3 separate regions of the Mus musculus genome follow, and regions 2 and 3 are each linked to region 1. Evidence: chromatin loops called from intact Hi-C (ENCODE). Cell type or tissue: heart. All regions are shown on one strand.

What was found. Hi-C counts contacts between places; a loop is a spot of excess contacts. Peaks named below come from ENCODE experiments on the same cell type or tissue, not always from the same donor. Only the 100,000 strongest peaks of a DNase experiment are listed, where the experiment ranks them.
Region 2: a loop joins it to region 1, with 1.9 times the contacts of the local background. A loop is called at or near these places in 2 of 42 quality-filtered maps.
Region 3: it touches region 1 in a loop (5-fold over the local background); 10 of 42 quality-filtered maps call a loop at or near these places.

What each region holds. Positions count from the first base shown.
Region 1 is chr11:98,198,903-98,206,902 of GRCm38, forward strand. It overlaps Cdk12 (cyclin-dependent kinase 12), which reads left to right and starts at 4,403. Exons shown (of 14, transcript NM_001109626.1): 1 at 4,403-5,508. The coding sequence starts at 4,466. It overlaps Gm38963 (a long non-coding RNA gene), which reads right to left and starts at 3,728. Exons shown (of 4, transcript XR_880193.2): 1 at 3,629-3,728. In heart, no CTCF peak of the experiment used is centred here; DNase peaks (open chromatin) are centred at 3,219, 3,829, 4,299 and 5,469; H3K4me3 peaks cover 4,756 bases; H3K27ac peaks cover 2,753 bases.
Region 2 is chr11:97,789,385-97,797,384 of GRCm38, forward strand. It overlaps n-TCgca56 (a tRNA gene), which reads left to right and starts at 7,688; the gene lies at 7,688-7,759. In heart, CTCF peaks have their summits at 3,964 (motif pointing right) and 7,675; a DNase peak (open chromatin) is centred at 7,724; H3K27me3 peaks cover 282 bases.
Region 3 is chr11:98,027,787-98,035,786 of GRCm38, forward strand. Rpl19 (ribosomal protein L19) reads left to right here. Exons shown (of 6, transcript NM_009078.2): 2 at 37-143; 3 at 560-682; 4 at 1,609-1,729; 5 at 1,989-2,099; 6 at 2,485-2,707. The coding sequence ends at 2,608. Among named protein-coding and RNA genes, the nearest start is that of Rpl19, 4.9 kb to the left of the region's middle. In heart, a CTCF peak has its summit at 3,869 (motif pointing right); a DNase peak (open chromatin) is centred at 3,862; H3K4me3 peaks cover 604 bases; H3K27ac peaks cover 223 bases; H3K27me3 peaks cover 1,108 bases.

The DNA of each region.
Region 1 (8,000 bases):
CTGCAGAAGTCATGAACGAGGTCAGTAGGTCATTTAGAGGTTGTCCCAAAACTATAGACTTTGATGACTTAGGTTTTGTTTTTGCTGGGTGATGCTCTCTACCTGCTGAGTTCTATGGCATTTCCAACACGTGAGTTGTGCTAAGGTCTGGGGCTCTGTTATACTAGTACATCGGGTATCCAGGCACGTGTTGGTTATTAAGTTGTCGGAGTTTCTAGATAGAATTTGGAATGCTAATTTGAGTTTCACATCGATTTTTTTTTCCTTCTGTTTTTGGCAGGGTCTCCTCCAGCCAATGTAGGCCTGAATTCTGAATCTGCCTTCATCTCCTAAGTGCTGGGAAACAGGGATAGGCAGCATATTCAGCTTAAATATTTTGAGTGTGATATCCTAGATATTTCATGTCGTAAATGATATATGAATCTAAGCTGGGCTTGGCAGCACAAGCCTATAATCTCAGTGTTTGGGAGGCAGAGGCAGGTGGATCTCTTTGAGTTTGAGGCCAGCTTGTTCAACAAGGTCTCTCTGGCTTGTTCCTGGCCTCTTGGCCCTTGGTTCCTCTTGCTTTCTCTCTCACTTCCCTCCCCTCCTCTCATGGCCAGGTTCACTCTGGACTCTCACCGATGTCTCTACCTCTGCCCATGCTCTCTCTTATATCTAAAGTAAAAACCTCAACCAATTAGAGTCCAGAGAGAACGTGACCAGCAGACTGAACTGGGCTATGTCAAGAGAAGTGGAGGGGAGAGGGGTAAGCCAGAAGCCAAGAGACTAGGAGAGTGGGAACCAAGAGTGGGCAGCCAAGAGGCAAGGAGATAAAAAGAACTGTGTCACCAAAATGGTGGGGTTACATAGGGAAGAACAGCTGGGGAAAGACAGTGAGATTCAGGGGCTGGAGAGGTTGAGGATAGGATTTGGGGTGCAAAGTGACACAGGTAGCAACTGAGAGAGACCCTTTCACTTGTTAAATAGGCACCTGCTGAGTCATTTGTCCTGGGGTTTGAGACCTAACACTTTCTCATGGAAACTTTCTGCACAAATGAACAGAAACATGTATACTAACCTTAGTTATAGGAAAACATACAAGTTACAAAGCTTATAAGTCTACAAGTTTGAGGCCAGCTTGAGTAATATGGGACTTAGTCTAAAACTAAAAAAATTAGCTGGTTATGGTGGCACAAACTAATACCAGCACTTGGGAGGCAGAGGCAGGCAAATCTCTGTAAATTCTGGGCCAACTTTATATATTGAATTCCAGGTTAGCCAAGGTCACAAAGTAAGACCTGTTCTCAAAAACAATTAAAAGGCACACTAGGAAGAAAGATACATGTTTAACATCACTGGAATAGAACACTATTCAAGGTATACACACACACAAAGAGTCTGTAGCCTGACTTAGTGGTACACACCTGTTATTTTAGCATAAGGGAGATGGAAGCAAGAATCGGGAGCCTCAAGACCACAGACTCTATCTATCTCCTGGGCTCCAGGCCTCCTTAGAGTCATTGAGATACTGTCTCAAAATAAAAACAAAAGAAGGCCCAGAGAGGTCTTTAACATCAGCACAGGGGTGGGGGACAGAGGCAAGCCGGTGGGTGGCACAATGGTCAGCTTTAACTTTGACGAGAGCTTCAGGTCAGTCTGAGTTTTCAGGTCAGTCTGAGTTACACAGAGAGAGAGAGAGAGAGAGAGAGAGAGAGAGAGAGAGAGTGAGAGAGAGACTGACTCAAAATTGGTACCCTACCATCAAAAACCTAAATTGTTAACTTCATTTGTGTGTCGAGGTAGTTATTGTAACATTAGTTAAACTTCCTGTATAATCTGTCCTTTAACTTTCTTAAGGCTTATTTTTGTTGTAATTGCACTGATGTTTTGCCTAGAGGCATCATCTGTGGAGGGGTGTTGGATCCTCAGAACTGGAGTTGTAAGCTGCAACCTGCATGCTGGGAATTGAACCTGGGTCCTCTCGAGAGCACCCAACCAGTCCTCTTAACCGCCCAGCCAGCTCCATGGCTCTACAAGAACTGTCTCCCCAGGCCTGTTAAGTTCCTAGCTGTATAATCTGAACAGCAACTTTCTGACCTGCTTTGTAGTGGAATTTGTAGGCAAGGGACTGTCGACCCAGAGCTCTGACGCCTACCCTGGAGGCCCTGCAGACCAAGCAATTGAAGCATGCCTGGAATCATTGAGTTCACAATTTTTTTGCAACATAAAGCAATTCATTTTTTTCCCCATTTTATTATCGAGAGTTTGTGTAGCCCTGGTTGTCCTGGAACTCACTCTGTAAGCCAGGCTGGCCCTGAACTCATTAATCTGTCTGCCTCCCAAGTGCTAAGATTAAAGGTGTGCCACCACTGCCCCGCTCAAGAGCATTTTTTATTCTCACAGACACTCTTCTCACTGGTTGTGAAAATTCACAGAGTTTACAAATTTTGTCTTCAAATTTTTGACAGTCCCACATGCCATCACTCGCCTATTAAACTCCTGTGTGGTGTTTTGATGCTTAGGCATCAAATGTGAGCTCCAGGCTAACTGGAGAACTTCTCTGAGAGAGTAGGCAAGATGAGGGAAGAAAAGGAAAAAGGAAAAGGAAGGAAAAATGAAAATTTGGACATAAGATGTCCTAGGGTAGAATTTTTGTTTTGTTTTTCGAGTCAGGGTTTCTCTGTATAGCCTTGGCTATCCTGGAACTCACTTTGTAGACCAGGCTGGCCTTGAACTCAGAAATCCGCCTACCTCTGCCTACCTTGCCTCTCAAGTGCTGGGATTAAAGGCGTGTGGCAACGACCAGCTTAGAATCTTATCCACCCTAAAATGTAGTATAAAAGAAATACTTCCAGAGCCTGGCGGTAGTGGTACACAGAAACCGTCTCGAAAAGCCAAAAAAAAAAAAAAGAAATAAAAAGAAAAATACTTCCAGGAGACGTTACAACTGGCACTTCCTGAAGGTAGTGCACATAGGCTTAGACACGTTTTTTTCCCCGAGTCTCATTGTCTTCTCTGTTTGTAGAAACTGGACGTTTGTTATGGTAAAACATCCCAGCAGTCGAGAAACGGCTGAGGCTGAATAGCCACAACTGGGAGTCCAGCCTGGGTTACTAAGAACGTGCTGTAAGACATCCTGACATTTCCCCCAACTTTGGCACTCTAACCTTTCTACTGACTAGCCCCCCTGAATCCGGGAGTCCTTGCCTGTAAATTCGCAATGAGGACAGTGTCCCATGGGTGTGAGGGCAGAGAAAATGAATGCAAAACGCCTAAACTCAGCAAATTCCGCAGTACCAAGCGTTGTTTGCACATTCAGACTTAAAGCAGGGCGGTGGTGGTGCGTGCTCCATGCCCTTAATCGCAGCACTCCGGAGGCAGAGGCAGGCGGATTTCTGAGTTCGAGGCCAGCCTGGTCTACAGAGTGAGTTCCAGGACAGCCAAGGCTACTCAGAGAAACCCTGTCTCAGAAACCCAAGCCCTACCAGAATCCCCAATATTCAAACTTGCGCTGTAATGTCCCCAATGTTCACTTGTCCCTTGTTTTTTTTTTTTTTTTTAAACCCTATTAAATCAAAAGACTTCTTACAAGCTGTGCTAAGACCCATCCCCACCGGAACCTGGGGATATTTAATCAAAGAATTACCATTTAGGTTTAAATTTTAAAGGTAATCTCCGCAACTTCCGCTCCTATAAAGCCCCCCAAAAGGGGGAGTTGGAAAAGTATCGCGAGAATCTAACGGGCTGCGTTTGCGGCTTGGGTCCCGTTCTCGCGTTTTCTGGTGAAGGAATGTGTCGAGGTGAAAAGGGAAGCGCCAAGTATCGCGGGAGTCCAGCGGAGTCTCGCGATACTTGCGGCATTCGCCCCTCCCCCTCCCCCTCTAGTGCCGTTTCGGTTTAATCTAGTGTGTGAGTGAGTCTGGGCGAGGGAGTGAGATGTGGCTGTGAGGTGTCGGTGTGAGGCGGAGGCTAGCGAAGGGGGCTCCCTCAGGCACGAGGGACAAAGGGGGGGAGCTGAGGCAACCTAGGCCGCGGAGGCCTGGCGACAGGAAGCCAGCCGCCCCGAGCCGGGCGACCGGGTAGGGGAAGGGCCTGCGTAGTCCTCCCGGGGCTCCAGAGCCGCCGTCGGCCCCACAGGCTCCGGCGGACGCCTTCCTACTTCCTTGAGCGCCAGGGCTCGCGGGCCCGAATATCGGCTCGGCGGGGGTGGGCGGCCGTGAGGGGCGGACTCGAGCAGCTCCCGGCGTCGCGCTCCTCCCGTGCCGAGGAACTCTTGGTTTCTTCCCTCTCTCCTTCACCCCCCACCTCATGTAGGAGGGCGCTGAGGCGGCGAGAGGGAGGAGGAGCCTCGCCTGCGGTCCCTGCCCTCCCCACCCCCGTCTAGGGGCTCTTCGGGGGGCGTGGAGTCGGGGCTGGGGGGGAGGGTGGGGCTTTTTGGAGCGCCGGGGAACTTTTTCCCCTGCTTCAGGCCCGGGGAAAGGGAATGCCCAATTCCGAGAGACATGGGGGCAAGAAGGACGGGAGCGGAGGAGCTTCTGGAACTTCGCAGCCGTCATCGGGAGGTGGCAGCTCCAACAGCAGGGAGCGTCACCGCTTGGTGTCGAAGCACAAGCGGCATAAGTCCAAGCACTCCAAAGACGTGGGGCTGGTGACCCCCGAAGCGGCATCTTTGGGTACCATAATCAAACCACTGGTGGAGTACGATGACATCAGCTCTGATTCAGACACCTTCTCCGATGACACGGCCTTCAAATCAGACCGGAGGGAGAACGAGGAACGTCGGGGAACGGATCGGAGCGATCGCCTGCACCGACATCGTCACCACCAGCACCGGCGGTCCCGAGACTTGCTAAAAACTAAACAGACGGAAAAGGAAAAAAATCAGGAAGTCTCCAAATCTGGATCTATGAAGGACCGGGTATCGGGCAGTTCCAAACGGTCCGTGGAGGGGAGTGATGATTATGGGAAGGCCCAGCTATCCAAAAGCGGCAGCAAGGAATCCAGGTCGTCCAAAATGCACAAGGAGAAGACCCGCAAAGAGCGAGAGTTAAAGTCTGGATACAAGGACCGGAGTAAAAGTCATCGGAAAAGGGAAACACCCAAAAGTTACAAAACCGTGGCTAGCCCTAAACGGAGATCCAGGAGTCCCCATAGGAAATGGTCTGACAGTTCCAAGCAAGATGACAGCCCTTCCGGAGCTTCTTATGGCCAAGACTACGATCTTAGCCCCCCAAGGTCTCACACTTCTAGCAACTATGACTCCTACAAGAAGAGTCCTGGAAGTACCTCAAGAAGGCAGTCAATCAGCCCACCTTACAAAGAGCCTTCTGCTTACCAGTCCAGCACTCGGTCACCCAGTCCTTACAGCCGACGACAGAGGTCTGTGAGTCCCTATAGCCGGAGACGGTCCTCCAGCTATGAAAGGAGCGGCTCTTACAGCGGGAGATCACCCAGCCCCTATGGCCGAAGGCGATCAAGCAGCCCTTTCCTGAGCAAGAGGTCTCTGAGTCGGAGTCCACTCCCCAGGTGAGCTGTTGTCTGTCCTTCCTAAGGTAGGGTCGGTTGGGAGGAATTGAAAATGAGTCTTTAACATTTTGTTAAAGCTTTCAGTGTTCTTCTTTGACAAGTCATTTAGGTAAGTTTGGCTTTCCCCTCGCCCAATTGAGAAGTAAACATTCCAAGTGCCTCCAACTATTCAAGCAAGGTAGGTAAGGTACTTTGCAGTAATGGAGAACTTTCAGCTGTGAGAACTTGCTTCTACCTAGCGGGTGCATAGTCTTCAGAACTCGTTTAGCTGTTTGTTGCTTTGTCTTAAAATTTTGTAAGTCGTGTTGATACCAGTGCTTAAACTTTATTGGAACTCACAAGAGAATTTTAAGAAGTTACAAATTTTCGTTTCTACTGTTTGCATAAGTTATCGTAATCAATTTTGTCTACCATGTTCCCAAGTCTATAGTTATCACTGTTTTACTTCTGAAAAGTCCTGTCTTTTAACTGTTAAGTGAAAATTAAGATAACGAGAGTACTTTTTGATAGAGTTTAGCAAAAAGTGATTGAGATTTGTTTACAGTACCAATGTTGACCACTTACTTAGTGTTGAAACACTGGTAGTTTTCAAAATTTTCTTTGAAATATGTGCTAATAATGCCTTCGGCTTGCTATTTTTGTAAGAAAGATTGTTAATTTGAAATTATCTATGAAATTATCTATCCTGTCTCATGTATAGACCCATCTCTGTCCACAACAACAGAACAGGAGCTGTATATTATCTGAGTAGAATCTTAATACTTTTTTTTGTGAACTACGGCAAATTATTTAATTTTTCCATACCAGAGTTTCTTCATTTGGAAGATAGGAATAAAAACTACCTACTTCAAGGCTCTTGTGAAGATTAGTAAATAATGAAGCATGATAAATAATGTGCCATATACATAGTATGACTCAGTACATTTTATAAGTGAATGCCACTGACAGAGAAAATAACTCATGCATATGTTTTATAAATCAGTATATATATCACTGGCTTGAACTTACAACTAAAGTGGATTTGCCTAACTACAGTGCTTAAGTTTTCTTAGTGTTTTCTCATTCTAGTATTAAAAAATTTAATAGGTTGAAGTTTATAAACATGTATCTAACACCTAAATTCTGTAATTTGTGACATTTTCTTTAATTCCATTAGTCCATCTTTTGTTTAGATTCATCTCAAAGTTGTAGCAATCAGTATACTTTGTAAGCATTCAGCATGTATACCATTTCTTAGAGTTAAGTAGTTTTTGGAGAGGTAAGGTTTATGCATAGTGGAGTGCATAAGTCATAAATACAGTTTATAATGTTGCATAGTTTTAAAGGGAATCTAAAAAGTTCTCTCAGAGTTTAGTTTGTGCTTTTTAGACAGGGTTTCACACTGTAATGTAGGATAACCTGAAATTTACTATTTAGCCTGTGCTGGCTTCAAACTGACCTGAAATTTCTAGTAATCCTGCCTTAACCTCTTAATTGTTGGGATTACAGACATGAGCTAGTATATTAAGCAGAATATTTGTTTTCTTAAGAGTATGAACATTAAAGCTACTTGAAAAAAATTTTACTGTTGAGTATAGAAATATAAAAGGCTAAAACAGGATTTTTTTGGGGGGGAGGAGGGGAGGTGTTTTTGAGACAGGGTTTCTCTTTGTAGTCCTCCTGTCCTGGAATTAACTCTGTAGACCTGGCTGGCCTCAAACTCAGAAATCTGCCTGCCTCTGCCTCCCAAGTGCTGGGATTTAAAGGTATGAGCCACCACTGCCTGGTAAAAAACCTTTCAAAACAAAAGGTCTCACTTAAACTCCTATTTTACGTTTCGGGCCGTGGTGGCTCACACCATCTATAATCTGTTTTTATAGATTCCCAGATTTTATTTCACAGTCATTCCTCATAAAAATTTTATTTGTGGGATTGAAAACAATGGTTTAGCAGTTAACATTGACTGTAAGCAGGCATAGTTTGAGGCCAACCTCATCTGCATATCAAATTTTAGGCCGGCCATAGCTACACAGTAAGATCCTACATTTAAAAACGAAACAAACAAGTTTATTTGTACATGCAGTTATTCACCTTACTAAAAAGTTGATTGGAGGGCTGGTGAGATGGCTCAGTGGGTAAGAGCACCTGACTGCTCTTCCAGAGGTCCAAAGTTCAAATCCCAGCAACCACATGGTGGCTCACAACCATCCGTAATGAGATCTGACTCCCTCTTCTGGAGTGTCTGAAGACAGCTACAGTGTACTTACATATAATAAAAATAAATCTTAAAAAAAAAAAGTTGATTGGAAATCATTTTTGTATTAATGGAACTGAGTAAGACCATTAGTATCAGCATCAGTAGACTAAGACAAGATGATCATGACTATTAAGCTAGCTTAGTCTATGTAATAAGTTCTTGTCTCAGAACACTAAAAAGTAAAACTATGAGGTGTCAGGGCTGGTAATAAAGATCAGTAGTAGTCTGTTCCCTTAGCAAATGGTTCAGTCCTCAG
Region 2 (8,000 bases), 410 kb before region 1:
ACAAGGTCAGGTCTGTCACAGCAATACCCCACTAGGATGGTACCTGCTTCTCTTAGGGTTTTTATTGCTGCAATGGTAACACTGTGACCAGAAAGTACAGCGGTGCACACCTTTAGTCCCAGCACTCGGGAGGCTGAGGCTGGTAGGTGTTCAAGGCCAGCCTCGTCTACATAGCAAGTTCCAGGATAATCAGGGCTACACAGAAAAGCCATCTCAAAAAAAATTTTTTTTTAATTAAAGTTAAAAAAAATGTCAAAAAAGAAAGATGGAAAGAAAGAAAGAAATGTAGCTGGTCATGGATGCTAGCACACAGGAGGCAGAGGCAGGCAGAGCTCTGTGACTTTTAGGTCAGCATGGTCTACAGAGTGAGTTCCAGGACAGATAGGATTGGACTCTTATACAGAAGAACCTTGTTTGGGAAAAACAAAAAACCAAAAAACCAAACAAGCAAACAAACAAACAAAATATATCTCCTGCAAAAAAGAGGGAGCAACTTGGGTACCCATTGTTAATATAGTTAAGACCCTAATAAAGGCCAGACAGTAGTGGCGCACGCCTTTAATTCCAGCGCTTGGGAGGCAGAGAGGCAGGCAGATTTCTGAGTTCGAGGCCAGCTTGGTCTACAGAGTGAGTTCCAGGACAGTCAGACAGTCGGGGCTACACAGAGAAACCTGGTCTTGAAAAACAAACAAACAAACAAACAAATCCTAAAAAAGTACCACCCTACTTTCCTGACCTGTCCTACAACCAATTTAAGTTTGTCCCTGACTAGCTTAAAAATAACTGAGACTCAGACTATGGTTATTTTATTTGGCTTTGATAATTATTGGGGGTGAGGGGTCACCCCTGATCTCCTTTTCTAACTGCTGGCCTGGCTGCCTCACCAGTGGTATCTCAGATACTCGATGGTTCTCCTAGCCACCTGCTCATGGTCCATTGGCCCTCCTTTCACTCTTCCTATGTCTTCTCCTGGTGTCTCCTCTCTCCTCTCTCTTCCCCACCCGGAAACCAGGTAAGTCAAAACCCACCCACCTCTAATCCCTCCGGTAGCTGGCTGTAGTGAATTTTACTTAAGAACAACTTTACATCCCCTTGGGTGGAAAAACAGATCTCTGTGAAGTCAGCCTGGCCTATATAATGAGTTCCAGGCCAATCAAGGCTACACAGTGAGACCTTATCTCAACAACAACAACAGCAAACCATAGTGACAATTTTGGAATTTTGTTTCTTTAACAAACAAACAAAAAACCCCACGGAAATATAAGCGTATGTTTTTGTTTTAACTGCAGGTATGGGATATGGGGCAGCTTCAGATTGTCCACAGCAGCTGACAAGGATTTGCCTCATGCTCTGGTGGGGGTGATAGGGAGTGAGGGGGGTGGAAATGGCAAAATTTTGCCAGGTGCAGATAGTTTCTGCGATCATGTGATCTTTGGAATTCTGGAACTTTTGAGAGGTTATATAAATGCTAGGGCCCAGAGAACCAGGGTGGGTTGGTGTTGGTTGGTGTTGGTTTTTTAAGTAGTCATGTGTAAAGAAGAAGAAATTGGATATCCTGATGGTAAAGATCAAACTTGCCAGACTGGAGAGATGTCTCAATGGTTAAGAGCACAAACTGGGGCTGGTGAGATGGCTCAGTGGGTAAGAGCACCCGACTGCTCTTCTGAAGGTCAGGAGTTCAAATCCCAGCAACCACAGGGTAGCTCACAACCATCCATAAGGAGATCTGACTCCCTCTTCTGGAGTGTCTGAGGACAGCTACAGTGTACTTACATATAATCAATAAATAAATCTTTAAAAAAAAAAAAAAAAAAAGAGCACAAACTGCCCTTCTAAGGGTCCTGAGTTCAATTCCCACCAACTACATGGTGGTACACAACCATCTGATGACCTCTTCTGGTGTGTCTGAAGACAGCTACAGTGTATTCATATAAGTAAATAAATCTAAACAAACAAACAGAAAACAAACAAACAAAACCCAAACTTGCCATAAGAACTTGAAATCATTAATCAGCAGGAAGCAATCTAATGATAATGTCATCCCTTTTTGACCTCTGACTTTACTCAAAGATTTCTTTCTTTTTTTTTTTTTTTTTCCGAGACAGGGTTTCTCTGTATAGCCCTGGCTGTCCTGGAACTCACTCTGTGGACCAGGCTGGCCTCGAACTCAGAAATTCGCTGCCTCTGCCTCCCAAGTTCTGGGATTAAAGGTGTGTGCCACCACGCCCGGCTACTCAGAGATTTCTTTCCTTCCCTCTTTATCCTTTTTTTTTCCTCTTTTATCTAGTGTTAGGGGGTTGAAAGGGTGAAAAAAAAAGAGGTGGAGAAGGGTGGAAGAAAAAGGAACACATAAGAAGCAAAAGATTGGCTGTGATGAACAAACAAAACAACAAAACCAATATTTAGATGGATTTATTTCTATCATTTGCATGTATATGTACCTATCTTTGCATGTATATGTACCACATGTGCACCTGGTAGAAGAGGCATCAGAGGCCCTGAATTGGAGTTACAGATGGCTATGAGTCACCATGTGGATACTGGAACTGTGTTTGGGCCCTCTGAAATGGAAACAAGGAGCTTTTAATTGATGAACCATCTTTCCAGTCCCCATAGATAATTTTTTAAAAATTGCCTAGGACTTTAAGTGTACTGTACAAGACCAAAACCCAAAATACCTAACACCCAGTTTACTGACATTAAATGCTTCCCACTAAGGAAATTGTAGAGCCAAGTTGTCTTTAGTTAGATTTCCTTATTTATTTATTTTTGAGGCAGGGTTTTTCTGTGTATCCTGGCTATCCTGGAACTCACTCTTTAGACTAGCCTGGCCTTGAAGTCAGAGATCCACCTGCCTTTGTTCCCGAGTGCTGGGACTAAAGGTGTGTGCCACCACCGCCTGGCTTTATTTATTTATCTATCTATCTATCTATCTATCTATCTATCTATCTATCTATTTATTTAAAGTACTTGCCTGTTGAATTAGCATACTTATAAGACCATATTGAGTCCCAAGTAGCTATGGTTCTCCAAACATTTTCTTCTTTATTGCCTTAGATAGTGGAGGAGCAGTAAGAGAAAATGTCTGTGTACAAACAGAAAGGTCAGACACCCAGGATGCTGTCAAACAGAAAGGATACCTTCAGCCAAAGCTCTGAAAGCAAAAGAAAAGGTATCCAATACATCCATCCTACCCTGCCACCTCAGAACCAAAATATGGCCGCTCAACCGAATCCCAGATGTGACGCCTTGAAAAGAGCAGCCTCCTAAGACAGTGCTGGGCTGCTGGACACTGGGAGACCACGCTGGTACTGGATGCTGATCTGGGGTACTCCTCCGGTGAATGGCAGATTTTCCCAGGCTTTGATGGCTAACTAGTGAGACTGTTCCCAAGTGTTAAACTGAAGAGGAGTGGATGAGAAGGAAGGAAGGAAGGAAGGAAGGAGGAAGGGGAGGGAGGGAGGAGGGGAGGAAGGGGCATTGTCTTTGGGGCCCTACTTTGAGCACCTTAATTAAACTGTGAAAAAAGCCAACATCATTCTGACCTCAAAAGGATTAGGAGAGAGTATTCAAGAGACAAACACGAGAGACCATGGCCGGGAACACAGTTTCAGTTCTTCTGTTTGCCATGTGTCCATGTGTTCAATATGATAACAATTCTATAACGCTTTTATAGAAATACAACAAGCCAGGTGTTGGTGGCACATGCCTTTAATCCCAGCACTCAGGAGGCAGAAGGCAGGCGGATTTCAAGGCTAGCCTGGTCTACAGAGTGAGTTCCAGGACAGCCAGGGCTACACAGAGAAACCCTGTCTCGAAAAATCAAAAAAGAAAGAAAGAAAAGAAAAGGCCTGCAATGTTTTCTGATAACCTTTTTTTAAAAAAAAGATTTATTTACTATATTTATGTGAGTATACATAATACAGTCCGTGAAAACTGTTGCTGTTCTTAGATTCACCAGAAGAGGGAGCCAGATTCTAATTACAGATGGTTGTGAGGCACCATGTGGTTTCTGGGAATTGAACTCAGTGCTCTTAACCACTGAGCCATCTCTCCATCCTTTCTGATGACATTCTTAGCCTTCAATTGGTGGGGTTTATTCCTGCATTCCATAGGGGTTTATCTAATAGTCACAAGGATGTGTGGTCAAGATGTGTAGCCCAGGCTAGCCCCTATAGAGATCTGCCAGTCTCTGCCTCTTGAAATTGCTAGAATTAAAGGTGTACAGAGCCTTTTTTTTTTTTTTTTCTCCTAGACAGGGTCCTATTTATTCCAGGTTGACCTTAAACTGTGGACTTGAACTTTTGGTCCTCCAGCCTCTGTCTTCCAAGTGCTGGGATTGCTGCTGTGTTACCCTGGAGCTCACTTCTCAGGGTTGTTTTGTGTATTTGTTTAGTTTTGAGACTGTTACTTAGTTACAACCTTTCGTCCTTCCTTTCCTTCCCTCCTAACCCTCTCTTACTCCCTCCCTGCTCTATTTCAAACTCTTTTGCCTCTTTTTCCATTATTATTGCATGCATGTGTGTATTTGTACATACATTTTAATTCCTAAATATAACCTGTTGTGTCCAGCCCATGCAATGTATGCATGTTTTTAGGCTTATCATTTTGAACTGGCCAACCCATTACTTTGTTCATCCCTGGGGAGGTCCACCCCTCCCGCCTCCAGCTTTACTCCTGCTGTTTGTTCTCTGTGTATGGTTGAGGTCTTGAGTGCTTTTTTTTTCCTACTCAGCTTGGCGTACTTGCCGGTGGGTGTCCTTGCTCAGTTCACATTTAGGTGGTCATATTGGTGAGTCTTTATGGGTATAGCTTCTGATGTTGCTAAGGAGACATGAGCTCACAGCAAACTCCCCGCTCCTCCGGCTCTTACAATCTTTCCATCTCCTCTTCTGCAACATTGTTTCCTGAGTCTTAGGTGCAGGGGTGTTTTGTACGCGTATCCATTGGCACTGGGCTCCACAATGCTGCATTTGGATTGGTAGTGCTTTCTGTAATGGTCTCTGTTGCAAAGAGAAGTTTCCTTGTGTAGGGGTGAAGACTACACTCCTCTGAGTAAAAGCCTATGAGAACACTGGCCGAGCATGCCCCGAGCATGTCCCAGCTCTGAGTTCAACTCCCAGGACAAAGCTTTGGGCTCATAGCTCTCATCATCAAAGACCTGTCTAAGATGTCTTCTCTGCATTTTGCTTTTGGAGTACTTCTTATGTGGAACACATATCTTGTTCACTATTTTAAAGTACATTGAGAGAGAGAGAGAGAGAGAGAGAGAGAGAGAGAGAGAGAGAGAGAGAGAGAGAGAGAGAGAAGAGGTGTGTGTGTGTGTCTAAATCTGAGGACAACTTACAGAAACTGAATCTTTCCTTGCACTAAGTGGCTCCCAGGGGTTGAACTCAAGTCTTCAGGTTTCACGGGAAGTACCCGCTGAGCCGTCTGACCACCTCACCTCTAGGTGGACTGTGTGTTTCTTGAGCAGGGAGATCACACTGTGTTCTTTGTGTCCTCCGAAGTCCTTGCTTGGTGCACTATCTGGTTCACCTAGAGCATTAGGTTGTGCTTCCTTGCCAATCTGAAGGCCAAGTAACTTGAATTATAATATCATTCCACAATCACACCTAGCTGCTGGGCTGAGGTAGTTGGGGGAAAGCACTTGTCTGTGCCAATCTGCCTATGTCTAAATGTTTTATTTAGCATCCCTACGCCTCTTTCACCCAAGTATGTTCATCTTTTTCCTTTCCAACATGACCATCCCACAGTTTCTCCTGTCTTGTGTCTACCACACTCTTCCCTCTTCCTCTTGCCTCTCTCAGCTGAAGACCTTGCCAGTAGCTTTCTGCAGAAAACAGATGCTGCGCTGCGCTGGGCTGTGCTGTGCTAGGTTGTGCTGTGCTGTGCTGGTAAACAGTAACTATAAAGAACCAATTGGTAAGGTTGCCAGCATTTTCTGTGTGTTAGAAATACACAGCAGCCAGGCGTGGTGGCGCATGCCTTTAATCCCAGCACTCGGGAGGCAAGCAGAGTTCTGAGTTCGAGGCCACCCTGGTCTACAAAGTGAGTTCCAGGACAGCCAGGGCTACACAGAGAAACCCTGTCTCGAAAAAGCCAAAAAAAAAAAAAAAAAAAAAAAAAAAAAGAAATGCAAACAGCTTGCCAGTTTTAAGCTACCTAAAGAAGTTAAGTCAATTTTCTGATTGAGCCAAACTCAGCACACTTTTGAGATAACAGCTTTCTTTTTTCTTTCTTTCTTTCTTTTTTTTTTGGGGGGGGGTGGGTGGGTGTTTTTGAGACAGGGTTTCTCTGTATAGCCCTGGCTGTCCTGGAACTCACTCTGTAGACCAGGCTGGCCTAGAACTCAGAGATCTGCCTGCCTCTGCCTCCTGAGTGCTGGGATTAAAGGTGTGTGCCACCAAGCCCAGCTGATAACAGCTTTCTTATCAAGTAAAGTATTGGAAATGACCAGAATTCTACTTTTGGACCAGACCTTCCAATTGAACTCCAACTGTATTCTCAACATCCGTCCCCAGTGTCTACCCAATGTCTGCTCTGTGCAGATTTTTGGACAGTGGTGGAAAATTCATGCTGAACTCCTGAGTTTGAACCCCAGTCTGGCTCACATTGGTACTGGATGCTGATCTGGGGTACTCCTCTGGTAAATGGTGAATATTTCCAGGCTTTTGTGGCTAACTAGTGAGACTGTCTCCAAACTTTAAAAGGAAGAGGAATGGAGAGGAAGGGAGGGAGGGAGAGAGGGAGGAAGGAAAGAACGAAGCGAGAAGAAGGAAAGAAGATGTGTAACAGCTCAGCTATGGTGATGCATGCTTTAATCCCAGCACTTGGAAGACAGAGGCTGATCTCTGAGTTGGAGGACAGCCTGGATCCCTGTCTTTCCATGTTTATCCAACTTGAAATGGCCCTGTGGTACTTTCCTAAAAATCTTGCTTTTAGTATATTCACGTATAGACAGGGTTTTGCTATCTAGACAAGGCTAGGCTTGAACTCTTAACTTTCTGTCTCAGCCCACCTAAGTGCTAAGTACTCCTCCCAGGCACCACCGCAATCATTTTGTGTGTGTGTGTGTGTGTGTGTGTGTGTGTGTGTATGTACGTGTGTGTGTGTGTATGTACATACGTGTGTGTATGTGTGTATGTATGTATGTGTGTATATGTATATATGTATGTGTGTGTATGTACGTATGTGTGTATGCATGTACGTATGTGTGTGTATGTATGTATGTACGTATGTATGTGTGTGTGTAGTTTCTCATTTTCACTACTGAGTATTTACTTGTTAATTCACTGTGCCTTTATTTTTAGTCTGCCTCTCGGACACTAATAGCAAGCCAGAATCTGGTTTTGTTGAAGCTTTGTGCTGCCTCTTGACGGGGTCACCGAGTGCGCTATGAATTAATGAGAAGAATCTGGGCAGTCTGTAAGCTAGGAAACAAATCTCAGCAAATGTTCTGATCCAAGTGGTGATTGATTCTGCAGAGAGCAGGCGACAGTTCTGCAAATTCATAATTTAAATTCACGGTTTCAAATTATTGGTGATTTTTTTTTTGTTTTTATCTTTTTATTGTTTAAATTCAATACAATTTAGCAAAACGTTATTGGTTCTAAATGAATAAACAAGTTTTGGTGAAAAGCAAACAAGTCATGTAAAAAGAAATTTGCAGCCTCTTACCGCCAGAGGGGGTATAGCTCAGTGGTAGAGCATTTGACTGCAGATCAAGAGGTCCCCGGTTCAAATCCGGGTGCCCCCTTGGTGGGTGCATATGTTTTTCCTATGAGAACACTCAGTTTCTCCACTCAGTTATTTCCAAATCCAAACTCTACCTTCCTAATTTTCCCCCTTTGAATGTTGAATCAGCATCGAGGAAGGAGGAAGGAGCTATCTCTCCTAACAGAATGGCAAGTGAGGTATGGAATAAGGAACATTTTTTACCTCGTTTGTATCCCGACCCAAAAAGCTAAGGATGAATCCAGAAACAATGTTTATAATAC
Region 3 (8,000 bases), 170 kb before region 1:
GCTTCCAGGGCTTACTAGTGCTTTCTGTGTACCCAGTATGCTCAGGCTACAGAAGAGGCTTGCCTCTAGTGTCCTCCGCTGCGGGAAAAAGAAGGTCTGGTTGGATCCCAATGAGACCAATGAAATCGCCAATGCCAACTCCCGTGAGTATGATCTGTCACCCTCACTCACTATCTACCTATAAGGAGATAAGTATGTATGTCTTATACATATATCATTGTATATAGAAATAGTTTATAGGGTGCAACCATCTCGTGTTACATTAATAATTTATGAGTAAAGTGAGTATTTTATGTCCCGTGGAAGTTTTTGATATTTAAAGACTGGAGGATGTTGGATGAGGTTTCAAGACAGAAGCAAGCCTTGTTAGTATCAGACCAAGTACTTTGTTAAACTGCATTTCAGATACACCAATATGCTATGAAATATTTACGAGGTAAATGTTCTTTTTAAAATAAGTATTCCAGGATTTCATCTCCTTTTCAGGATGTTGGGTCAAGGGTAAGAGCTTGACTTTTGTGGCTGGCACTTTACTAACGGGTGTGTTGTGCCTTCCCAGGTCAGCAGATCAGGAAGCTGATCAAGGATGGGCTGATCATCCGCAAGCCTGTGACTGTCCATTCCCGGGCTCGTTGCCGGAAAAACACCCTGGCCCGACGGAAGGGCAGGCATATGGGCATAGGTGAGAATGGTCTAGCCTTTCACTCTGCCTCTTAGATGGGTACACTGGGTAGAGCACTTGTCAGCAAGCTTAAGACCGGTCCGGCTCTACATTCACACTGGTGATATTTTTTCTCCCATCTTGTGCAGTTGCTGGGTGGTAACTATCTTCTTTTGCATGGATACAAGTTGGCACTAGTGCTGAGTTTGTTGGTGGGAAAAGATGTCAGCATTAAGTCCCTACATTCTGCTTATGCTGGGGATTCTACTGGGTGTTTTTTGTTTTTTGTTTTTTTTCAAGACAGGGTTTCTCTGTAGCCCTGGCTGTGCTGGAACTCACTCTGTAGACCAGGCTGGCCTTGAACTCAGAAATCTGCCTGCCTCTGCCTCCCGAGTGCTGGGATTAAAGGCGTGCACCACCACTGCCCAGCTTACTGGATGTTTTTAAATGGGATTGAAAGGGGTGGCTAGGAAGTTGGGGTACGCTTACTGATGATCATGCAGGGGATGTGAAGTTTGGTCCCAGCTCTCGTGGCCCACCTGTTTGGGGAAATGACTTGTAGGGCCATTGTTGTTTACAGGATAGGGGGTCATACATACTACCCTTTGTCCTGCCACAGCCTCATGGCTCATAGAGTGAGAGTTTGTGCTAAAGCTGGTGGATCTCAATTTCAAGACCCGCTTTAGTGCTGTCCCCAGCCCTGAAAGGAGAAATTAGTTGTTAATGTCTGTGTTTATTGAGACTGTCCTCTATACAGCTCTGACCTGTGCAGAGCCATCCATCCGTCTCTGCTGTTTGTCTTCTCTTGACTCAGTAGGTAACAGAAATTAAGTGTTTGGATGGACCTAATATTTCTTAAAATGAAAGACAGGTGAGGGGAAGACAGCTCAGTTGCCTCTGGTGAGTAACTTAAAACTTAAAGAGTCTCGATTCTAATTCTTGCTCAGGGAAGAGGAAGGGTACTGCCAATGCTCGGATGCCTGAGAAGGTGACCTGGATGAGAAGGATGAGGATCCTGCGCCGGCTTCTCAGGAGATACCGGGAATCCAAGAAGATTGACCGCCATATGTAAGCTCCCACTTTTATGGCTTTGTCTTTTCATCCATCTCTGTCTCAGTTTGAACAGGGAATCCGCCAGAGAAGTGGGTTATTTTCCCCTTATGCTATCAGTAGCCTAAGATTTAAATTGGCCAGGCAGGTAGTGTGTAGGAGCTGCCCCCAAAGCCTTTGGGGACTGGAGTCCCTGTAATAACAGACTTAGTGACCTTGGGGAGAGGAACAAACCCACATGTCCCACTGTTAACCAGAGTTACACTGTCTCCTGCAGGTATCACAGCCTGTACCTGAAGGTCAAAGGGAATGTGTTCAAAAACAAGCGCATCCTCATGGAGCACATCCACAAGCTGAAGGCAGACAAGGCCCGCAAGAAGCTCCTGGCGTAAGTTCAAGATGGATCTTGGGGCTGGAGAGATGGCTCAGGCTAAGAGCCCTGGCTGCTCTTCCAGAGGTCCTGAGTTCAATTCCCAGCAACCACACGGTGGCTCACAGCCATCTGTAATGTGTTCTGATGCCCTCTGCCCTCTTCTGGTGTGTCTGAAGATAGCAGCAGTGTACTTATGTACATTAAATAAGTAAATACTTTTTAAAAAATGTTATTTAATAAAAAAACCTACCACCTGCCCATCCTCACCTATCTAGGTGAAGCAGGAACTGCTGCTATTCTTTGGGCTGATGTGGCTCCAAGGGTTTAGAGGTCTGGGGTGTGCCTCTTTCCAGCTATTCATCTGTGCCCAGACTGACTCTCTTTCTCTTTCTTGCACCAGTGACCAGGCTGAGGCTCGCAGGTCTAAGACCAAGGAAGCACGAAAGCGCCGGGAGGAGCGCCTCCAGGCCAAGAAGGAAGAGATCATCAAGACTCTGTCCAAGGAGGAGGAGACCAAGAAATAAAGCTTCCCTCGTGTCTGTACATAGCGGCCTGGCTGTGGCCTCATGTGGATCAGTCTTTAAAATAAAACAAGCCTTTGTCTGTTGCCCTCTTGTTTAGCAGTTTTGGCTGCTGTGTCTTAATGAGAGCTGGCCACGGGACCCTGGGATGTCAGCCTAGACTTCAGGGTGGTATTGGGACTTACTGAAGGGTCACCTATTTCTTGTAGCCATAAGTGATGTTTCTGTTCTCTAGAGTGGCTGAGTCCATCAAGCAGCCTGTGTGCTCAGATGCTTGAGACCAACCTGCCTTAGCATCTCATGAAGCATTGACTGAGTGGTTGTTGGTTATGTAGCCCTGGCTGTCCTGGAACTCACGCTGTAGACCAGGCTTGGCCTCAAACTCAGAAATCTGCCTGCCCCTGCCCCCCAAGTGCTGGGATTAAAGGCATGCGCCACCACTGCCTGGCTGGGTTTGTTTAAGATTTATGTATATGAGTGCTCCTCATTTACACCAGAAGAGGGCATCCAATTTCATTGCAGATGGTTGTGAGCCACTATGTGGTTACTGGGAATTGAACTCTAGAAGAGCAGTCAGTGCTGTTAACTGCTGAGCCATCTCCAGCCTGTACTTACCCTGTTAGCTGCTGTTTATAAGGTTTTTAATAATTGCTGTGAGCTGAGTACATTGACCCTGTAGACTTGACACTATAATGAAGTAGGGTCAATCACGTCCATTTTGTCAATCACTGAGAGGAGCATGGATGAACAAGGAGGATGCTGTGTGATGGTTTAACATGTCTGGTGACAGGTCGGCTCTGAGTTACACTTGGATTACCAGGGTAAGTTGTGTCCTCAGTAGCAGGGCCTTTCAAGGAAGCAGTGGAAAGAATGAGGTGGAGGAGGCAGGTGTATAGAGGCACAAGGGCCGGTAGACCCCAGGGCTCTGCTTTATCCAGTTCTGGGCCTGGAAGAAAGCAGGTGGTAGAAGGCTCTAAGACCAGACTCAGAAACAACACCTTCCTATGTGGCTAGGTACAAGGCCTGGCACAGGGGAGTTATTTCTGCCTTTGCTACCATGGGCTCTTCCTATAAGACTTTTCCTAATGGCAAAGCTTCCAAGGCCTGGAGAAAAGGAGTGTCCTCGGCCAAGCTCTCAGCTTAGCCTGGACATAAGTCCAGCTCAACTGAGGGGAAAGTTTAGAGACCACCCTATCCCAGACAGGGACCACAGAAGGGGACTGCAGTGATCCAAGCATAATAGTCACGGTTCCATTCTGAGCCAGGAGATGGCGCTGTTCGTTCACTGCTGGTTTGTATACTCCAGCTTCTCCGGCTTTTTGTTTGGTTGACATTGGGTGATTTTGAAAGGTTAAAATGTTTATTTAAATTTTTTTTTTTTTTTAAAGATTGATTTATTATATGTAAGTACACTGTAGCTGTCTTCTGACACTCCAGAAGAGGGAGTCAGATCTCATTATAGATGAGGACTTACTTGCGTTGATGTTTTGCGTACATGGAGTGGATGTCTGTGTGAAGATACCAGACATTCTGGAACTGGAATTATAAATAGTTGTGAGCTGCCATATTGGGAATTGGCAGCTGGGAAATGAACCTGGGTCCTCTGGAAAAGCAACATCTGAGCCATCTCCCCAGCCCTATGGCAGTTTGTTTTAATGTCAACTTGCCACAAATTAGAATCAACTGAGTAGGGAGCCTCACCTGAGGAATTCGCATTGCCTTAATAAATGTTAGGAAGACACACCCGCCAAGGGTCCAGATAAAGAAGGGCCACAGGAGAAGGACAATTACTCCTTTGTCTAATTGATCTTCTCTTGTGCCACCAAGTTAACTTAGGCTGCGCTACAGCAATTCCAGGCTTCCACCACTGACTACAAAACAATGGCTCGCTAAAGACTAGGTTTTCCGTGCCAGAGGGGGCTGCTTAGGCTCCCAGCCTTAGGACCTGAGCCAGTCAGTAAGCAGCACTCTCCAATGGTCTCTGCTTCCATTCCCAACCCCAGGTTTTCGACCTTGAGTTCCTGCCCTGGTTTTCCTCAGCTGTAACCTGTAACCCAAATAAACCCTGTCCTCGTCCAAGTTGTTTTAGGTCATTTTCACACAGTGACAGACAGAGAAGCAAACTAGGAAAGATACAGGAAGTGATGGATGGGCTGAGGGTTCTCAAAAAACCACTCATGACAGACAATGCTCTGCCACTGAGCTATCCTACTGTTCTTTTCTGTTATCCCACTGTTATTTTCTCCTGACAGCCACCCCAGACCTGGAAGGAACACCTCTCCTATCACCGGCTCTGACACTTTGACAAGAAAATACATGAAGGGAGTCTAATTTTCAGAGAACTTCAAGCATCAGGCCTCCCTAAATAGGGCTGGAAAGAGGGCTCAGCGGTTAAGAGCATTGGCTGCTCTTGGAGAGATCCTGAGTTCAGTTCCCAGCAACCACATGGTGGCTCATAACCATCTGTAATGGGATCAGATGCCCTCTTCTGATGTGGTGACCTCATATACATAAAAGTAAATAAATAAATCTTTAAAAGAAAGAGCCAGGCGTGGTGGCGCACGCCTTTAATCCCAGCACTCGGGAGGCAGAGGCAGGCAGATTTCTGAGTTCGAGGCCAGCCTACAATGGAAGCAGAGACCATTGGAGAGTGCTGCTTACTGACTGGCTCAGGTCCTAAGGCTGGGAGCCTAAGCAGCCCCCTCTGGCACGGAAAACCTAGTCTTTAGCGAGGTCTACAAAGTGAGTTCCAGGATAGCCAGGGCTATACAGAGAAACCCTGTCTCGAAAAAAGAAAAAAAAGAAAAATAAAGAAAGAAAAAGAAGGAAGGAGGAAAGAAAAAAGAAAAGAAAGATAACTGTTGAATCCACTCCAGGCCCTGGAAATCCAATCAACTTAGCCCTGAAGTATAGCTTTGCAGCATAGGATGTTCTTAGCATGAGTTCCAGCCCCAGCTCCAACCTCCTTAGCCCCTCCAGCCCCTCACAATGGGCCCTTTCATTCAAGAGTACACGACTTGGGGCTGGAGAGATGGGTAGCTGTTTAGAGCGTTTGCTGCTACTCCTGAGGACTCGATTGATTTCAATTCCCAGAGCGCACACTGGGCAGTCCCAGCCACCTGTGACTCTGGCCCTAATGCCGTCTGCCCTTCCTTGGCACCCACTCATATCTAGCACACACACATAGGAACACACACATTAAAAATAAAAACAAAGCCGGGTGTGCTGGCACACACCTTTAATCCCAGCAGAGGCAGAGGAAGGCAGATTTCTGAGTTCTCTACAGAGTGAGTTCCAGGACAGCCAGGGATATACAGAGAAACCCTGTCTCAAAAAAAAAAAAACAAAAATAATAAAAATAAATAAATAAAAACAAATCTTTTAAAAAGTATATGACTGGCCAGGCATGGTGGTACATATAATCCTGTCACTCCGGAGCCTGACTGCTCCCAAGTTTGAGGCCATCTGGAGCTACACAGCAAAACAGAATGAAAGTATAGAACTATTCCTATGAAATATTTATATATATCTTTCCAAGGGACTCACTGTCTCCTAGGTAAAGACCCTGAAAAAAGCCAACTCATTCTTTCTTTTTGTTTGTTTGTTTTCAAGACAGGGTTTCTCTGTGTAGCCCTGGTTATCCTGAAACTTAGCCTATAGATCATGCTGGCCCCGAACTCCAAGATCCACCTGCTTCCATCTCTGAGTCCTGAGGTTAAAGGTGTGTGCCAGCATCCAGCTATCCAAGTTGCTCCAGCGACTTTCCAGAATCTCAACATTGTCTAGTTATGAGTACCATGGAGGTCTGGCTCGGGCTGCCAGCTGTGGGTATGACTCAGTAGTGCCACGGCAGAGCCACGGGTGTAGGCTGTGAGCTGGAGACAGGCTGGGAAAGTGAGGCTGGCTTTGGCCTCCTCCCTGGTGGCATAAGTGAAGCTGAGGCAGGGATGGTGGGTTCTGCCACCCCCTTTAAAACAGAAGACTGAGTCTAGAAGTGCACAACTGCTTTCCTTGGGGTCCAAGCCCTGGGGGACTGAGGGATGCAGGAGACTGAAGAGAGGGGACTAGGCTACCTATGTGATGGGATTACATAAAGAGCCTCACTGCCGGGGGCTGGTGAGATGGCTCAGTGGATAAGAGCACCCGACTGCTCTTCCGAAGGTCCAAAGTTCAAATCCCAGCAACCACATGGTGGCTCACAACCACCCGTAATGAGATCTGATGCCCTCTTCTGGAGTGTCTGAAGACAGCTACAGTGTACTTACATATAATAAATAAATATAAAAAAAAAAAAAAAAAAAAAAAGAGCCTCACTGCCTGAGTCCCCCCAACCCCCCTCCCCCGTCTCCAGCATCTATTACCCTGTCCTTTTAGGCTTCCCCATCTCTGGCTCCTACCTTTTTCTTTCTGCATCTTCCTTGAACCCAAGTGGGGTGTACTAGGAGATCTCAGGTTGAGACAGAGGGAAGAGAGAAGGATGTGTGTAGGTCAGAGATGGCACCGGCAGCAGATTTCTGGGCATCCCCAGGCCAGCAGTGTGGCTGGTCCAGATCCCCAAGAACGGGCAGGGAGGAGGGTAGAGGCCACAGTGGGGACACCAGCTGTTCCCAGCCCCTAGGCTGGGAGCCTGCTGTCAGTAGCTCAGCCACCCGAAAAAGCTGCTGTGTTCAGCAGCGCAGCAAACAGACTGGGGGAGGGGGTCCAGGCCAGCTGCTGGCTGGTGGCAGACACTGGGTATGCATAAGGCTTCAAAGGCTTGAATTCAATATTCCTACTTGTCTCCATTCCTGGAGCTCCTGGCCAGGCCATCTCAGGCTGTCTTCTATCATGGTGGCTTAAGGCACTGAGGGATACAGGGCAGGGCAGTAAGATGTCTAGGTCCCTGATTGCTTGGTAATCCCAGACAAATCATTTAATTTCCGATTGGCATCAGTTTTCCTAAGTGTAAAAGGGGCGGGTTGTTCTGTATAAAGTGGATGACTTCCAGCAAACCACTTACCATCTCTACCCCAGTGTCCTCATCTGTCAAAGGGTTCAGCACATGGTCTGAATTATTGAGGGGACCAAATAGCATGAGGTTCCCAGCATGCTCCGTGGGCCATGCCTGGTGTTTTATTACGGGCCACGCCTGGTGTTTTTATCCTCTTCCAGGCAGGCATGGTGCTGCACACCTGTAGTCTCAGCTACTAGAGAGGTGCACCGATGCTGGAGGATCAAGAAATTCAGGAGAAGATGCCTGGATTACATAATTCTAGCTAGTCTTCAGACGCAGGCATGGTGCCTTCTACCTGCAATCTTAGCACGTGGGAGGCTGAAGTGGGACATTACTGATTCAAACCAAGACCCCATTCCCCCCCCCCCCCAAGCCATCAGATATGTGTGTGTTCCGGTTCCA